2 separate regions of the Homo sapiens genome follow, and region 2 is linked to region 1. A link is a loop called in an ENCODE intact Hi-C map of the cell type or tissue named here. Cell type or tissue: PC-3. All regions are shown on one strand. Links, peaks and the distances in the headings refer to the core of each region. The heading gives the core; the rest is flanking DNA.

The links. A loop is a pair of places that touch in the nucleus more often than their neighbours do. Peaks named below come from ENCODE experiments on the same cell type or tissue, not always from the same donor. Only the 100,000 strongest peaks of a DNase experiment are listed, where the experiment ranks them.
Region 2: a loop joins it to region 1, with 2.6 times the contacts of the local background. A loop is called at or near these places in 2 of 110 quality-filtered maps.

The regions. Positions count from the first base shown.
Region 1 is chr3:133,452,549-133,461,269 of GRCh38, reverse strand. The region is part of intron 4 of BFSP2 (beaded filament structural protein 2); the gene reads right to left. It overlaps BFSP2-AS1 (BFSP2 antisense RNA 1), which reads left to right. Exons shown (of 4, transcript NR_189064.1): 2 at 5,807-5,941. Among named protein-coding and RNA genes, the nearest start is that of BFSP2-AS1, 34 kb to the left of the region's middle. In PC-3, for the core only: a CTCF peak has its summit at 3,631; a DNase peak (open chromatin) is centred at 8,049; H3K4me3 peaks cover 527 bases; H3K27ac peaks cover 590 bases.
Region 2 is chr3:133,640,576-133,649,296 of GRCh38, reverse strand. TOPBP1 (DNA topoisomerase II binding protein 1) reads left to right here. Exons shown (of 28, transcript NM_007027.4): 11 at 4,934-5,277; 12 at 5,925-6,097. Among named protein-coding and RNA genes, the nearest start is that of TOPBP1, 17 kb to the left of the region's middle. In PC-3, for the core only: no CTCF peak of the experiment used is centred there; a DNase peak (open chromatin) is centred at 4,416; H3K27ac peaks cover 772 bases.

The sequences.
Region 1 (8,721 bases), core at 311-8,310:
GAAAAGCAATGTGTTCTAAGTAAGTAATAATTAAGTATTTGAGAGCCTGACTCTTGAAGATACAAATGAGGACTGGGAAAGAGGAAAAGAACCATCTCCAAGTCCAAGCCTGACCCACTTTGCTGATTAGGATGGCCATTCCTAAAAACACCCTTGGCAATGACCCAGAACTGACAGAAACGCTACCTTTGCAATGTGAGGGGAAGGCGAGTGTTCAGGAGGAGGGAGAGTGAGGAGAGAGAATGTTGATACTTCCTGGTCTTTGAAATTGCAAGTGCATTCTCAGCAGATCATGTATCCAGATGAGCTGTCTGCCTCATGTGTCTTCTGCCTTTCACTAAGCAGTTGCTGTGCAGGTTTGAGCAAGTCACTCGAGCACTCTGGTTTTTGCAACTGGTGATCAATTGCTTTATATGAGCATTGTTCTACTGCAGAATGCAGCTACCTGCCTTGGCTCTTAAGCACTTTTCAGATTTCATGAGATCATGCTAATCTCATCGTGCTGTTCATGGAGAAAGGTAAACAATGGTCCCGTGGGAATACAGGGGTTCCCTATCTTGTGTCATAGAAGAATCCCACAAGGAGGGCACAGACGCTTGGTTTGAAAAGCTCCCAACAGAAGTCTGGCATAACTTTTAGCCCCCCGGGGACAAAGGCCTCTCCAACCTCACATTCCACAAGATGTCACTTATTTATTCTTAAAAAAGAAATCAGCTGGGCATGGTGGCTCACATCTGCAATCCCAGCACTTTGGGAGGCCAAAGCAGAAAGATTGCTTGAGGCCAGTAGTTCAAGACCAGCCTGGGCAACATACTGAAATCCTGTTTCTACAAAAAAATCTTTTAAAAACCAAATTAAGGTCCCCCCATTCATGTGGTCTGTCCAGTTCAAACTAACAGTTAAGAGTGTGGATTCTGGAGTCAGAATGTGTAATTTGAATCCTAGTGTTGCCACTTTCTAAGTGTGTAATTTTGGGCAAATTACCTAACCTCTTTGTGCTTCAGTTTCCTCCTCTATAAAATGCTAAAATCGCAATACCTATCTCATGTTGGGAAGATTAAATGAGAACGTACCTGTCGGGTGCTTAGAACCCTTGGTAGATGCTCCATAAAAGCTTGGCTGGCTCTGCTTTTGTGGAAAATTTCATCCTGCCTTGTATAAGAGTAGCCTTTCTACCCATTTCTTGCCTCCCACAGGTACACCAGCCAACATCCACACTGGACTGTGGGTTCCTTATTTATAGGAACAACTTCTTACTCACCCCTCTGCCCCTTTTGGAGACCTAACATAGCTTTTTACACCTAGAATGTGCTCAACAATATTTACTGAAGGTTTACAATGTAGGCCAGGCACATGCTAGGGACTAGGGAAGAAGAGGAGGATCTACCAGGAATAGGATGAGATCAAATCTCCTTTTCATTAAGAGGATCAGCTATCGTTATTATAACAGTTGTAAGTCATTTTACAGTTACGTGGTGTCATATGTTATTTAGCTAAGGATAGCTTTTGACAGGCAGCACACACTCCCGACCTTCCTCAGCCAGATGTAGGATTTATTTGGGAGAAGGCTGGATGCCATCCAGTCTGCACTAGCAACATGGGCTCTCCTCAGCGGGGATTAAAAAGAAGTGCACGCCTCACTCAATGAAACTTCAACACTGGCAGAGGAGCTGGCCCGGCTGGGCTACAAGTTTCTCTGTGAGTTTACACAAGAACTGCCCAGCTATTGAAGCTGCTGTTTGAGTGTAGGACCAATTCCCAGCCTCCGTTGGAGCTGCCAAACAAAACACAGAGGAGTAAATGGCTTTGTGACCTTGCTGCCCCCTTGTAATAAGTAAGCTCATCCTCTTGATAAAATCAGCTGAAGAGGCTCAGCAATGAGTCTAATTCTAAAGAGAAAAATAGATTTTTCTATTATTTTATTTTGAGACGGGGTCTCACCCTGTTGCCCAGGCTGGAGTGCAGCGATAAGATCATAGCTCACTGCAGCCTCGACCTCCTGAGTTCGAGCAGTTCTCCTGCCTCAGCCTCCTGAGTAGCTAGGACTACAGTTGCGTGCTTCTACACCTGACCAATTAAAAACATTTTTTTTTGTAGAGGTGGGGTCTTACTATGTTGCCCAGGCTGATCTCAAACTCCTGGCCTCAAGGGATCCTCCTGCCTCCGCATTCCAAAGCACCAGGATTACAGGCATAAGCCACTGTGCCTGGCCAGTCCTTACACTTTTTATGGGAAAAATCTGTTAAAAAATATCTAAGGTATGCTTTGAGATCAGCACAGTCAGGTAGTCTGGGACGAGCGTTCTTTGAAGTCAGGGACTTCAGGAACCATAGCATCAAGTCAGGGCCTTGCACCTGGTTTGTCCTTGACAAACAGATTTTGAATGAATAAGTGAGTGGAGATTCCTTGGTAGAAGATGTAAGAAAGAGGTTGCAATGTTGGGTGATCCCCTATGTAGTTACCCAGATATTGGTAGTCAACCAGTTGTGAGTTTAAACACACAACATAAGAAGATAAGGGCCTGAGAGAGCGCTCTACAATGTCTGTGTTTTTTTGTTTGTTGTTTGTTTTTTTGAGACAAAGTCTCACTCTGTCGCCCAGGCTGGAGTGCAGTGGAGTGTTCTTGGCTCACTGCAATCCTCCACCTCCTGGGTTCAAGTGATTCTCATGCCTCAGCTTCCCCAGTAGCTGGGATTACATGTGTGTGCCACCACACCCGGCTAATTTTTTGTATTTTTAGTAGAGACGTGGTTTCACCATGTTGGCCAGGCTGGTCTTGAACTCCTGACCTCAAGTGATCTGCCTGCCTTGGCTTCCCAAAGTGCTGGGATTACAGGAGTGAGCCACCACACCCAGCCTGTGTGTTGTCTTAACTAGAGAAAAGAAGAGGCAAAGAGTAGGCAGTACCTACCTCAATGAGACAGTCTTTTGGTTTTTCCTTTTAAAATCTGCTCTGATTCTTGATTTTCCCTATTCTCTTTGCAGCCGCACCAACTGGTATATGCTACTATAGCATACAACTACAGTAACCCAAATGGGCAAAAGATATGATCTGCTAGTACACACAAAAGCAATTTGTAAGAAATGCATTTTAACCCATAGTATTAGCAAAGATCACAAAGTATTGGTGAAGATATGGGGAAATGGACACTCTCAAATATTTCTGATAGAAATGTAAATTGTTATAATCTTTGTAGAGAGCAATTGGCAATATTTATCAAAATTACCAGTGCACACACTTTTGGGGCCAACAATTCCATGTCTATAAGTTCATTTAACAGATACATTTCTATATATGGAAATGAGAGGTATACCATGTTAGTGACTAATTTCTTCTAATAGCAAAAGATTGGAAACCACCCTCAGTGCCCAGCAGTAGGGAACAGGCTAAACAAATTCTGGGGCATCTGTTAGCTAGAACAGAGGTTGACAACTTTTTCTGTGACTAGCTAGATAGTAAATGTTTTAGGCTTAGCAGGCCATATGGTCTCTGTTGCAACTATTGAACTCCACTTGTGTAGTGCAAATGCAGCCATAGATGATATGTAAATGAATGTGATGGTCATGTTCCAATAAAACTTTATTTGTAAAAACAGGCAATGGGTCAGATTTGGCTTGTGGGCCAGAGTTTGCTGCCCCCTGTGGTATAATATCATACAGTCATAAAGCAGTATGTTCTGAATACTACTTGTGTAAAAAGACAGGAAAAAAAATATATATATTTCTTTGTATATGGGTAAAATGTTTCTGAAATGACATACAAGAAAAGGATAACATTGATTGACCCCCATAGAAAAAAACGGTAGCTAGGACATGGGTTGGATAGCACTTTTCACTTTATATCTTTTGTATGTTTTGAATTTTGAACTAAGTGAATGTATTATCTATTATACATGTTGAAATAAAATAAAAGTCAATTTAAAAAGACATAAAAGCAAACAGGGCCCTTTTGTGAAGCTCTCTGTGAGATTCAGAGATATGAAGATGCTTCGGGATCCCCGTTCAGTGTTTGCCTTGAGCACACTGGCTACAGCCATGGCTTATTTCACTGAAGAGCCCTCAGGGAGTCCAGCCAGCTCATTGGCACACAGGAGCCTCTAGATTACAGATGCTGTCAGGCGTCCTGCTTTTGCTGTTCCCCTGGAAAGGAACTTTCCCAGGTGGTTAACATGGCAATAGCACAAGAGGTCATCTTGTAGTCTAGAGTCAGAGTGGCAGTGCCTGTTTTAATTCAGCTTCATATATCTTAGAAAATATTGACTCTTGTTGGTAAAAGCAAGAATAGAAAAAGTCTAGACAGAGTAGCTTGTATAAAATGTCTGTGTTTACAGGGAAAATTATTGTTTGTAAGTGTAGATGACATGGAGAGATGCTATTCAAGGTTTCTATTCTCCTCGTGGGTAAATCTAGACCTATGCTGTCCTCTAATAGAGCAGTCACTAGTCATCTGTAGCTGCTGAAATAAAAATTAAACATAATTAAAAGTTAGTTCCTCAGCTTTATTTATTTATTTATTTTTGAGACAGAGTCTCACTCTGTTGTCCAGGCTGGAGTGCAGTGGTGCGATCAGAGCTCACTGCAACCTCGACCTCCTAGGCTCAGGTGATCCTCCCATGTCAGCTTCCCAAGTAGTTTCCATGGGACTGCAGGCACATGTCACCACACCTGGCTAATTTTTGTATTTTTGTGGAGACAGGGTTTTGCCATGTTGTTTAGGCTGGTCTTGAACTCCTGGGCTCAAGCGATCTGCCCACCTTGACCTCCCAAAGTGCTGGGACTATAGGCATGAGCCACTGCACCTGTATAACCCCTTGAGGCCAGTAGCTACCATACCGGATTGCTGCATGGATTATAGAATATGCCCATCATTGCGATATTTCAGTTAGATGGCCCGGCTTTAGATGATCTTGAATGTTTCTTTTGGCCTTAAGACTATCAACAACCAGAAACCTCACAATTCATTTCAATCTATTCACTTGTCTTCATTCTTAATAGTTTGCACAATCTGTCATCCTGACATGTGACATGAAGGCATGATGGTTACAGCTCAGATAAAGTTCCTGACCGCAGATGCCTCAAACTGACCTGAGGCAAGTGCAGACCTGCTGTTAGAGAAGATAGCATGGGAGCAATCCATTTGTTCCTGACCCTGGGGACTCTTAAGACAGACTGAGTTCTCTCACATCCGGGCAACCACCAACTTGTGCTGGTGATTGATTAAGCCTTTGGGTATTGTATACATCAACCAGTTGCAGCAGGCAAGGGATGGAGAAATGAGGCCTCTGGGAATGAAAGTGTGGAGTCAGCTTTGGGCAAATGGAAATTGAATGGAAGGAGCATCTCAGGAAGAAGGCTAAGAAGGCAAAACAGAGCTTGCATTGCAGGAGGCAGACTTCAGACCAGGCTTAGGGTGAGGGAACAAAGACGTCTCAGTGCCCCGGCTGAGAAATTGGACAAGAAAGACGGGACCCGTGCTCCCCTACAGGAGGTGGGCTGAGGGCAGAGCTGTTTGCCTGGCAGAGGAGGTGAGATGGTGGGGGTTTGGGGAGGGGCAGAGTTTTAGTTCTCTGCTCAACACTGAGGGGCCTGGTAGGCAGAATTCTAAGATGGCCTCCATGATCTCTGCTCTCTGGTGTTATGTCCAATGATTAAATTATGTTAGATGACAAGGATGAAGAGATTTTGACATGTAATTATGGTTCCAAATCAGCTAAATCTGAGCTGATCAAAAGAGGAGTATCTGAGTGGGCCTGACTTAATCAGATTAAAGGCTTAAAATGGTAATGCTTTTCTGTTGGCCCTGAAGGAGCAAACAGCCATGTTGTAAATGGCCTCTGAGGAGGACTGGCCTCTAGGAGTTGAGGACCTCAAGCCTACATCTGCAAGGAATTGAACGATGCCAAGAACCCGAACAAACTCTGAAGATGAGAATGCGGCCCTGGTGGGTACCTTGATTGCAGCTTTGTGAGACCCTGTGATGATGCAGTGTAAACAAACCTATTGCACTGCCAGTCATATAAAAGTCTAGCACATACAATTATGTGCAGTGCATAACACTTGCTAACAATAGTAAATGTTACTGGTTTATGTATTTACTGTATCTATACTTTTTATCATTAGCATACTCCTACTTATTAAAAAAGAAAAATAGTTAACGGTAAAACAGCCTCAGGCAGGTCCTTCAGGAGGAATTCCAGAAGAAGGCATTGTTGTTACAGGAGCTGAAAGCTCCACACATGTCACTGCCCCTGAAGACCTTTCAGTGGGACAAGATGTGGAGGTGGAAGACAGTGATATTGACGATCCTGACCCTGTGTAGGCCTAGGCTAATGTGTATGTATGTGTCTTAGTTTTTAACAAAAAAAGTTTAAAAGGTTAAAAAAACCCCCTCTTAAAAATAGAAAACAAGCTTATAGAATAAGGATAAAAGAAAGAATATTTTTGTATAGCTGTATGACGTGTTTGCATTTTAAGCCAAGTGTTATTATAATAGAGTCAAAAATTTGGAGTTGGGGACTCTGTGCCCCTTCTCACATACGTTGCCTTAAGCATCTCCTCCATTTGGCTGCTCCTGAATTGTATCCTTTATAATAAGCTGGCAAAAATATGTAAAGTGTTTCCTTGAGTTCTGGGCACTGTTCTAGCAAACTATCTACTTATCCCTCTGCAGAGGAGGTTGTGGGAACCCCTAATTTATAGCCAGTTCATCCGAAGTATGGGAGGGCCAGACTTGTCATCTGAAGTGAGGGCTGTCTTATGGGACTGAGCCCTTAACCTGTGGGATCTGATACTACTTCAGGCAGGTAGTGTCAGGATTGAATTGAATTATAGGACACTCAGTTGGTGTTTGGAGATCTGCTTGGTGTGGAACAAACCTACATATTTGGTGTCAGAAGCATTTTGTAAGAGCATAGGGGACAAAAAGGATTTTTTAAAAAAGAGATGGGGTCTCACCATGTTGCCCAGGCTGGAGTAGAGTGGCTATCCATAGGCATGATCATAGTGTACTTCTCCTTTGAACTCTTGGCCTCAAGCAATCCTCCTGCCTCAGCCTCCTGAATAGCTAGGACTACAGGCACATGCCACAGTGCCCAACTTAAAAAAAAAGTTGTTTTGTTTTACTTGACTAACTAGGAGGTCTAGAGTGTGGTGTGGCATGTTGTCTGAGGTTCCTGAAGCATCCCTGAGTACCCTGCATTAGGTAACCACAACAAATAGACAAGGAAGAACTAGACTTTAAGACCCTCCAGAAATTCTCTGGACCAATCTGATCCTGTCATCACTGAATCATACAACTTCAGAAGCTTCAAAAACTGGACCATGAGGTTCCTGACATTCGTAACACCATAGCTGGAAAGAATATGAATACTGCACTGACCTTAGCCAGAACCTCTTAATAAATTTTTTTATGTCTCTATTTTATTAAGCTTTTAATGACTGAAAAAATAAACAGAATTGGCAGATAAGTTCTAGCAGATGCTGATGGTACCACCTTTATCCCTTAGGCTTTCGCAGTTTAGTGCTCTCCTGTTCCCCCTGCCAGATTCTGCATCTTTTTGCCTGAGAGTTTCTCTGAAGCCTTTGGAAGGCCACTCTGATAGCAGATGGCAGAAAACTGTTGGGAGATGGTATTAACATCTCAGCTCCCTTGCCTTTCCCCTCTCCTGTAGTCTATACCGTTTCTCACAATTCTTCTTGGTTTACACGTCAGTCTCCCACAGTGGTAACTGGTTTGATTAGGCATTCTTTGTTGGTTCCCTTCTTTGCTTCTCCTCTACTGGTATTTTGTTGGTTTTTAACTCCCCAACTTCCAGGTAAACTACCTTAACTCCAATATTTGTTTCAGGATCTGCTTCTGAAGGAACCTAAACTAAGATATAAATTAATCATGTTAATTAATTTTCAGCCTCTGTGGTCCGAAAGGTAATTAAATGCATGCTTGCATTTTCTTTACAAAAGCTTTTGAAAGCTGTGTGTGCTAAGCCATTTCACATTTATGCTATGCCGCCAAGAAACCGACAAGAGATGCTCAGGATGGGCAAATGTCAGCCCCTGAGGGCACAACTGCAACTGACAAAACTATTTATTGGAGGAATTCTGGCTGTCAGTTCAGATCTCTGTTGATGATCAGAGGAATTCACTCATTCTGCAAATATTTTCTGAGCTCTGCCTTTCTGCAAGAGGCCCAGGCAGCATTGGCCAAGCTAAAACAAATACTGTCTGTTTTCTCTGAGATGTAGCTTTCAGATTACTCTATTAAAAAAACACTAATGAATCTGTTCAGAATTAATGTTTGAGTTACTGTTGGGCTAGTGATGATTCTCCAAGGGGTGAGGAGGAGATAATAATGACCTTTTTTTTTTCTTTTTCATACTATGAAGGATTTATTTCTGATAATTATAATAGTCTGTCCTTTCCCAAAGAAACAGTTACCACAGTGTGGTGCACACCGCAGGAGGGCTGGGACAGAAGCAAAGTTTGCAAACTGCTGGGCCTCTGAGGTTTAGCTTTAGAAGCAGAGCCAGGGGAGAAACGATGCAGCCCAATGCAGAGAAAAGGTCTCTGGACCAAGAACAGGAGAGTTGAACTATGGAGCTCTCAACCAGCTGTGTGATCGTGGGAAGTCACCTGCACTCTCTGGGTCTCAGTTTCCTCACACCTAAAATTAGGGAATGGGATCAGATGGTCTCTAGGACCATTAATTATCTGTTATCTGTCATG
Region 2 (8,721 bases), core at 368-8,367, 190 kb before region 1:
TAGATTTTAAGTTAAATTAACCTTTTTCTTTCCTTAAAATTTTCCTCATAACTTTTTTTCTGAGCAGGCAAGACAAGAGGGTCCTGAACCCTTTAACCCTCTCTCCTGTCTCCAGCTAACTAGCTCTATTTTGATTTGTTATATATACAGGCATTGCTTGGTTTGTGTGTGAGTTTGTAATATCATGAGCCTTTTATTAAAACCTTGTAACAAATACCTCTTACTGGATTATTGTGGTCTTTAATGCATGAAACTGTACTGTGGACTACCACCTCAGTATGTACTCTTATCATGTAGTAAGGTAAATTGCCAGTGAAGCATTATAAACATCATTACTTCTTTTTTATTAAAAAAAAGCCTTTATAAAATACCTAATATAGCCAAAAATATATACATTTAAGTAAATTTAATGTGTATCATAACTTAAAATCTGAAGTTAATCAGAATTTTAATCTACCTCGAATAAAACAAGAACCTTAGAAAACTTTTTTTTTTTTTGAAGCAGGATTTCGCTCTTGTTGCGCAGGCTGGAGTGTAGTGGCATGATCTCAGCTCACTGCAACCTCTGCCTCCCAGGTTCAAGTGATTCTTTCTGCCTCAGCCTCCCAAGTAGCTGGGATTACAGGCATGCGCCACCACCCCTGGCTAATTTTGTATTTTTAGTAGAGATGGGGTTTCTCAGTGTTGGCCAGGCTGGTCTTGAACTCCCGACCTCAGGTGATCCACCCGCCTTGGCCTCCCAAAGTGCTGGGATTACGGGCGTGAGCCACTGAGCCCAGCCTAAAATACTTTAATGATCACAACTAGCCCTGCTCCCTCTCTCCACTCATCAACATACTCAGCTTATGTGATTTTGTCTAGTATTTTCATTATCTTTTAACATCTTACAATTAGGCGTTATTATGCTTTTATATGGTCAGTATTTGTTTCATTTACTAACACGTTTAACTGTTTCTTTGCTCTCCCCAGTTCTTTTTACATCTGAGACCTCTCTTTTGGAATCATTTTCTTTCTTCCTAAAACAATATCCTTTAGAAACTCCTTTAGTTTCTCTAAGACTCTTCGGCTGGGTATACAGTTCTAGACAGTTTCTTTAAGCACAGAGATATTGTTTCATTGTCATCTATTTCCCTGACTGCTGGATAGGAGGTCAGATATCAGTCTGTCATTCCTTTACAGATAATCTGTCTTTATCCTCTGGCTGTTTTTAAGATAGTCTTCCTTTTGGTTTTTGTGTCCTAGAGCTTTACCATTTATTTGTCCTGCTTGAGATTCACTGTGCCTTCTGAATCTGAGAATTAGTAGATTTTTTGCTTTTTGTTAGGTCAAGAAATGTTTATTATCTCTTTGAATATTGCCTCTCCCCCATTCTCTATATTCTCTTAACTCCCATTTGCTTTGCATATAGGTCACTTAACCTGTCCTTATCTTCCATCTTTTTGTCTTTCTGTGATTTATTATGTGTAATTCCTTCAGATTTTTTTCCAGATCACGAATCATCTCTTCCGCTATTGCCTAATCTGTTTTACCCATCCATTAAATTTTCTGTTTTAATAATTAATTTTTCAATTCCTAGAAGTTTTAGCTTTTTAAATAGTCTGTCATTTATTTTTTTACTTTTAAAAATAGAGATGGGGTGCTACTATGTTACCCAGGCTGGTCTTGAAGCACCTCAGCCTCCCAAAGTGCTGGGATTGCAGGTGTGAGCCACCACACCCAGCCAAGTCTGTCATTTTGTATTTGTATTTTTTGTTCTTTATTTCTTAAAACACATTAAACCTATCAAAACATCTGTGAATTGTTCTGTTGGCTGTTGTTTATGGTGCCTGGTTTTCTTGTGTTTTGTGATTTTTATTGTGAACTTGTACTTACTAGGACTCTAGGAATTCTAAGAAACTTGGGGTAGGGGTTTGTTACCCCAGAAAAGGTTCATGTTTGGGTCTGCTAGGTGCCTAGGAGTTTACAAACTCAATATGCCTTTAAGTTGGTGTATTGGCTGGAGGTTTCTTAGACCTCCAGCTATATGAATTTATACCCAAACCTACTTTGAGGACCAGCCTCTGATGAACAGATTCTTAGGAGAGATGTTGTTTCCCCTTGACACAAAGCCAGTGTTCTTGACCTCTTCCTTTACAGGGCAGATTTGTTGTTGGTTGGTTGGTTAGTTTTGGTCTGTTTACTAAAGATATGTCTCTTCATGGGTTCTGGGCTTGTTCTCTCAGGGTATACTCTCCTTCACCTCTAAGTTTTATGAAACCAAAGGATTGGCTCCTATCTCTTGTGTGATACCTTTACATTCCAAGGGTCTGGGTTACTGCACAGATATTTAATAGATTTTGACTAACCATTAGCTTTAGTAACTACTTAATGTTCTGGATTTAGTAACCACTTTAGTGGTCTGGATTTTAATATTTTATCCTGTATTTTGAAGTGTTTTTAGTGAGAGTGTTTCAAAGATCCTAGCCCACCATATTTCTAGAGAGGGAATTCCTAGCATTCCTTTTTTATTTACACTATTTCCGTACTACAAAATTGACTTTTCTCAAACCATTTACTTATGCTTTAGTATTGTATCACATCAGGAAATCATCTTGATTTTCCAGGATGCTGTGGTATAACTGAAAGTGATTTTTTTTTTTTTTTTTGGAGACAGGGTCTCACTCCATCACTGAGGATGGAGTGTAGTGTCACAAGCTTGGATCACTGCAACCTCCTCCTCCCGAGTTCACGCAATTCTCTTCCCTCAGCCTCCTTAGTAGTTGGGAGTACAGGTGTGCACCACCACGCCCAGCTAATTTTTGTATTTTTAGTAGAGATGGGGTTTCACCATGTTGGCCAGGTTGGTCTCAAACTCCTGGCCTCATGTGATCCTCCTGTCTTAGCCTCCCAGAATGTTGGGATTACAGGCTTGAGCCACTGCACCCAGCCAGCAATTTTACATACTATCCTTCAGCCAAGGGTACTTGGTGTAGGGCAGGTGATTAGTTTCTTAAACCTTCCTAAGACAGCTAGTGGTTTACTGACTTTATAAGGATTAAGTGATGGTAAATCTTAGTGGATCACCAAGCATCTTAGAAAGTCTATAATAAAGTATTTTATAATTAATTCTTAAAATGGCTTTTGATTTAAGGGAGTTTTTTGTTTTTTTTTTGAGATGCAGTCTTGCTCTGTCACCAGGCTGGAGTGCAGTGGCGTGGTCTTGGCTCACTGCAACCTCTGCCTTCTGGGTTCAAGTGATTCTCCTGCCTCAGCCTCCCAAGTAGCTGGGATTACAGGCACGTGCCACCATGCCCAGCTAATTTTTCTATTTTTAGTAGAGATGGGGTTTCTCCATGTTGGCCAGGCTGCTCTTGAACTCCTGACCTTGTGATCCACCCACCTCAGCCTCCCAAAGTGCTGGGATTACAGGCATGAGCCACCGCGCCCGGCCCTAGGGGAGCTTTTTGAATGATAGGTTTATTATGTAGTATCTCTTAGGCTTTTGGGTGCGGTCTGTTTGAAAAGAGATCCTACTGCTAAAATAAACGGAAAGAACTGCTGTAGAACATGTTAGTTTATTATGAGTCTCTTAATAACTTCAGAGTTTTACTGATGGTTTATAAGAACTTAGTATTTCTACTTTGTTTTTATAGTAGTAGTCTAAAATTCTACTGGATTTCTTCCTCCTTCCCATCTTACCAACAACATATAGACGTCGAAAAAAGTTATTTTTTTCTCCTAGATGTGACTGCAAAATAATTGTACTTGCAAAAAATAAGAAGGTTTTTACTTATAAAACAAACTTTACATTTTAACAAAACTGTTTAAAAAACTTTCCGGAATGTTTTATAGTATTGCCTCACCTTTAATTCCATCTAAGCATATTCATTCCCATGAGTATATCTGTAAATTATAAGTATACTATTACCCTTTATTCCTTATATTATGAAACCAAGGGTCAAAGAGACTATAAAACTAGAACCCAGCTCTCCTGACTTACTGACCAGTAAACTCCCTAGACAAAACTATGCTTCCTTAGTGCGAATAAGTACAATTTTAATACTTATGTTTAGTAGGAGTCATAAGTTCCTAATATATATTGCAGTGTACTTAATTTACAAGTTCCTAATGTATATTACAATTTACTTAAAAATGAAAATGCTAGTGTCTGTTGGAGATGAGGATAGAAGTACGAAGATGGCACTATAACATGGTGGTGTGAACTCTGGAGTTAGACAGACTTTGGTTTGTATCTCATTTCTGCCACTTAACTGTGTGACCTTAGGCAAGTTACATAACCTCTTCAAGCCTGAGACTCCTTTTGTACAAAAGGGATGTACTGATAGTATCAGCCTCACAGTTAGCATTATGTGAGCATTACATGCATTTGTAAAGCACTTAGTCACAGTGCTTATATAAATGAAAGAGTGATTCTTGGATAGCTTCCAGCCTTGTTGGAATCACATAGCAGGGCAAACTTTTTCTCTAAAGGAGTAGACAATAAATATTTTAGGATTTGCCAGCCACTTCCTTATAGTTATTTCCATGTTAACATGTTCCATGTTAAGGACTTGACAGTTATACCATTTAGACTTGTTAATTTTTTTCTTAATGATAGTTTCTTAATTTTATGGTGAATCATCTAAACCAGTTTTGGAACTAAGTCCTGTTGGAGCTATATAATTTTAAACTAATTCAAGTTTCCATTATACTAGGAATACCTAGAACTAACATGATTGCTCTTGTCCTTCCCAATGGATGATGGTAATACTGATAAGGACTCTTGGTAACCCCGAAGACGGGGTGAATCCATATCCCTTTATTATACACGTAAGCTTTAGTTTTGTAAGTATGGTCAAAATTATCAGATTCCATGTTACGTTAATATCCTTGCTAGGAAGTAAACTGTATAAGGTAAATTGTTGGTTAGAAAACATTTACTTTTCTCTTTCAGTTGAGGCTAAGACGTCTGAAGCCAGGCCCTTTAATGATTCTACTCATGCTGAGCCCTTGAATGATTCTACTCACATTTCTTTGCAAGAAGAAAACCAGTCTTCTGTCAGTCATTGTGTCCCTGATGTTTCTACAATTACTGAAGAAGGCTTATTTAGCCAAAAGAGTTTCCTTGTTTTGGGTTTTAGTAATGAAAATGAATCTAACATCGCAAACATCATAAAAGAAAATGCTGGGAAAATCATGTCCCTTCTGAGCAGAACTGTTGCGGATTATGCTGTGGTTCCTCTGCTGGGGTGTGAAGTGGAAGCCACTGTGGGAGAAGTTGTTACAAATACATGGCTGGTAAGACAACACTAGTGGTTGAAATAAAGTATCGAAGGATATCTGAATGCCAAGAAGGTTAATGTTTATTTCTTAGACAGTTCAGTTACAGTAAATCAATGCTTGGACTTGAACACTCTTGATTTTGCTTTTAGCAAGGGAAATTCAAAATTAAATGTGCAAGCTTCTTGGCCTAATCCCGATACAGTAGAGATTACTGTTTCCCAGGGCCACAGCAGCAACATTCCTTCTTAGGAGGTCACTCTAGGGTCATCTCATACTATTTGTCTTGTTTTCTCATAACCAAAGCATCACTGGTAATTTCACTGTTGATTTTTTTTTTTTTAACATTCCAAGAATTATGAGAAAAATAGTATAAACTAATACATTAGAAGGAATGAAATTTAAAGCAACATTCAGTAACTCTAATAATAGATCTTACCGATTTTAATAGCCTAATGTAATTAGTCGATGTATGTATATGTGTGTATGTATATATATACTCTAACATTATGATATGAAATGTATTGAGAATGAGCATACACAAGTTTGTATTAAAGTAAAATTTCTTCTTATCAAAACTAAATTATTGCTTCTGTACCTGAACCAGTGTTAACCACTGGTTGCTTATTTCAGGTTGGCTTTACTATTTCTTTTGTTTTTAAAAGGTTACTTGCATAGACTATCAGACTTTGTTTGATCCAAAGTCGAATCCTCTCTTCACACCAGTTCCAGTAATGACAGGAATGACTCCTTTAGAGGATTGTGTTATTTCATTTAGCCAGTGTGCTGGAGCAGAAAAAGAGTCTTTAACATTCCTAGCAAACCTCCTTGGAGCAAGGTATGTAATATTTTTAATGCACCTGTTGTATTGGTGTATCTTTTTATTTATTTTGACTTCTTGGAGAGCATTCAAATTAGAATTTGGTTGGGTGTCTTTATTATATTTATGAGTGTTATGTGGTTCCTTCTCCACTCCCACTGCTTCACTTGACTAGCCTTAAAAAAAAAAAGTGCCTCTGTTGTCCAAAGATGAAAACTTAGGTATCATTAGAGGTAATAACTGCAGTGGGTCCAAACACATGAAATAGTGTTTAAGTTGTGACTTCATAATGACACCAAATAAAGTAAGGTAATTGGTCATCTTTGAAAGATGCTAGAGAACCAGTCCATTACTTTGAAAGCTGACAAAAGGAAAGGATCAAGGAATTACCTTGCATTTCCTGTGCAGTTTGCATCAGGGTAACATGATAGTGGATACGACAAAGTTTCCCTTTATAAAGATGTTTCAACAAACAAATAAATAAATAAGGAATGATAAGACTGTAACCCCTAATGAATGAAAGAATCTAGGCATTGAACATCAATAGTCGATCACACAATAAAGGGACAAGACATGATGTGCCTTCTTACAAAGAATACACCACCACTTTGAAGTAGTCTTGCCAAAATAATCAAACCTCAATCTGATGATGCTTCTAGATCCAATTCCCAATTTATAGGAAATGCAAACAGCAGAATAACACGTTAAACTATACTACAGTGATATAATCAGCAAGACCCAGACTTTAGTACAACTCTGGCATAAATGATCCAGTGTCTTCAATGAATATATATTAAGGGCATGGAAAAGAAGGTAGGAACCTATAAGCTAAAAGACTTGAAAAAGCAAAAGCCTAAATGTAGTCTTTAAAGTTGCCATTATTTGATTATAGAAAAGTAAAGAAGTGATTACTATAAGTATCCAAATAGGCCAAGCACAGTGGCTCACACCTGTAATCCCAGCACTCGGGAGGCTAAAAGATTGCTTGAGCTCAGGAGTTCAAGACCAGCCTGTACAACATAGTGAGACCTCGTCTCTATTTAAAAAATAATAAAAAAAAATGAGCCAGGCATGGTGGCATGTGCCTATGGTCCCAGCTACTCGGGAGGCTAAGGCAGGAGGATTACTTGAGCCCAGGAGACCAGGGCTGCAGTGAGCTATGATCACACAACTATACTCCAGCCAGGGCAACAAAATGAGATCCTGTCTCCAAAAAAAAGCCCAAATAGTGGCTACTATTAAGAAGGGAGGGAAGGGGGTTTATATGGCATGTTGGAGAGGTTCTGGGGTAGTTAGCAAGATTCTGTCTTCTGACCTGGGTGGTGGACTTAAGGGTTTCACCTTATAATAATTCGTATAGCTGTATATTTCTTTTTTTGCTGTTTTCTGTTTGAATTATATGAAATAATAAAATTCTTTTAAAACTGAAATTGTGGAAGATAATAACATACATGATGACAGACTCCACTGGATACAGCTAAAGCTGTACTCAGCAGGAAAGTCATGCAAATTCTGAAATAGAATAATTGGGACTAGCCCTAACAGTTATTAAAATATATTTTGTGGCCAGGTCTGGTGGTTCATGCCTGTAATCCTAGCACTTTGAGAGGCCGTGGCAGGAGGCCAAGTTCAACACCAGCCTGGACAATATACTGAGACCCTGTCTTTACAAAAAATTTTAAAAATGAGCCAGGCAATGTAGCATAAATCTGTAGTCTCAGTTATTTGGGAGGCTGAGGTGGGAGGATTGTTTGAGCCTGGGAGGTCAAGGCTGCAGTGAGTCACAGTGGCGCCACTGTACTCTAGCCTGGAGGACAGAGCAAGACCCTGTCTCAGAAAACAAACAAACAAATATATATTTTGTGAAACTTCACTAAATAACAGTGTGGTTACGTGTAGCAGAAAGTTTAATTAATGGACAGCAAATGTAGCAGGAGACCCAAATGTAAAAAGGAATTTACGATACAAGTGACATTTCAAATATATATAAGGAAGACATGGCTTATTCAATAAATAGGATTCATTAAAGTTGGAGCAGTATCTCATATCTAAATAAGTACTGAATGGATTGGTGGGTTAAATGTAAAAAATGAAATTATAAAAGTACTAAGATAAACACAAAACATAGAAAAAAAAAGTGCTAGGAAACATGGGAAATTTAAAAATCTGAAAAGTTGGGAACTAGAACATAAAACCCAGAAGTCATAAAAGAAATCACGGAATTCTGTTCAATCTCAAGTCGTAGACTTCTTTTTCTGCCCCGTATTCTCTGTGTTTAATATCCTATGATCTTGAGGCACTTAATTTCTCTGTATTTTTTCCCATGTCTATACTTAAATATTGAGAGGATCAAATGAGATAATATGTAGAAATGCTTTGGAAAGTTGTAGTAGGTTAAAAAATAATAATAATGTTATTTATACACTTTGCTCCTGTCATTTTTTCTGTGCCTTCTTTTGGGAGGAAAGGACAAGGTGTGGGGGTGATAACTAATTAAGGAGGTAATTTTGGCTGTGTGAGGTGGTTCACGCCTGTAATCCCAACTTTAGGAGGCTGAGGCAGGAGGATCACTTGAGCTCAGGAGTTCGAGACCAGGCTAGGCAACATTGTGAAACCCCATCTCTACAAAAAATACAAAAATT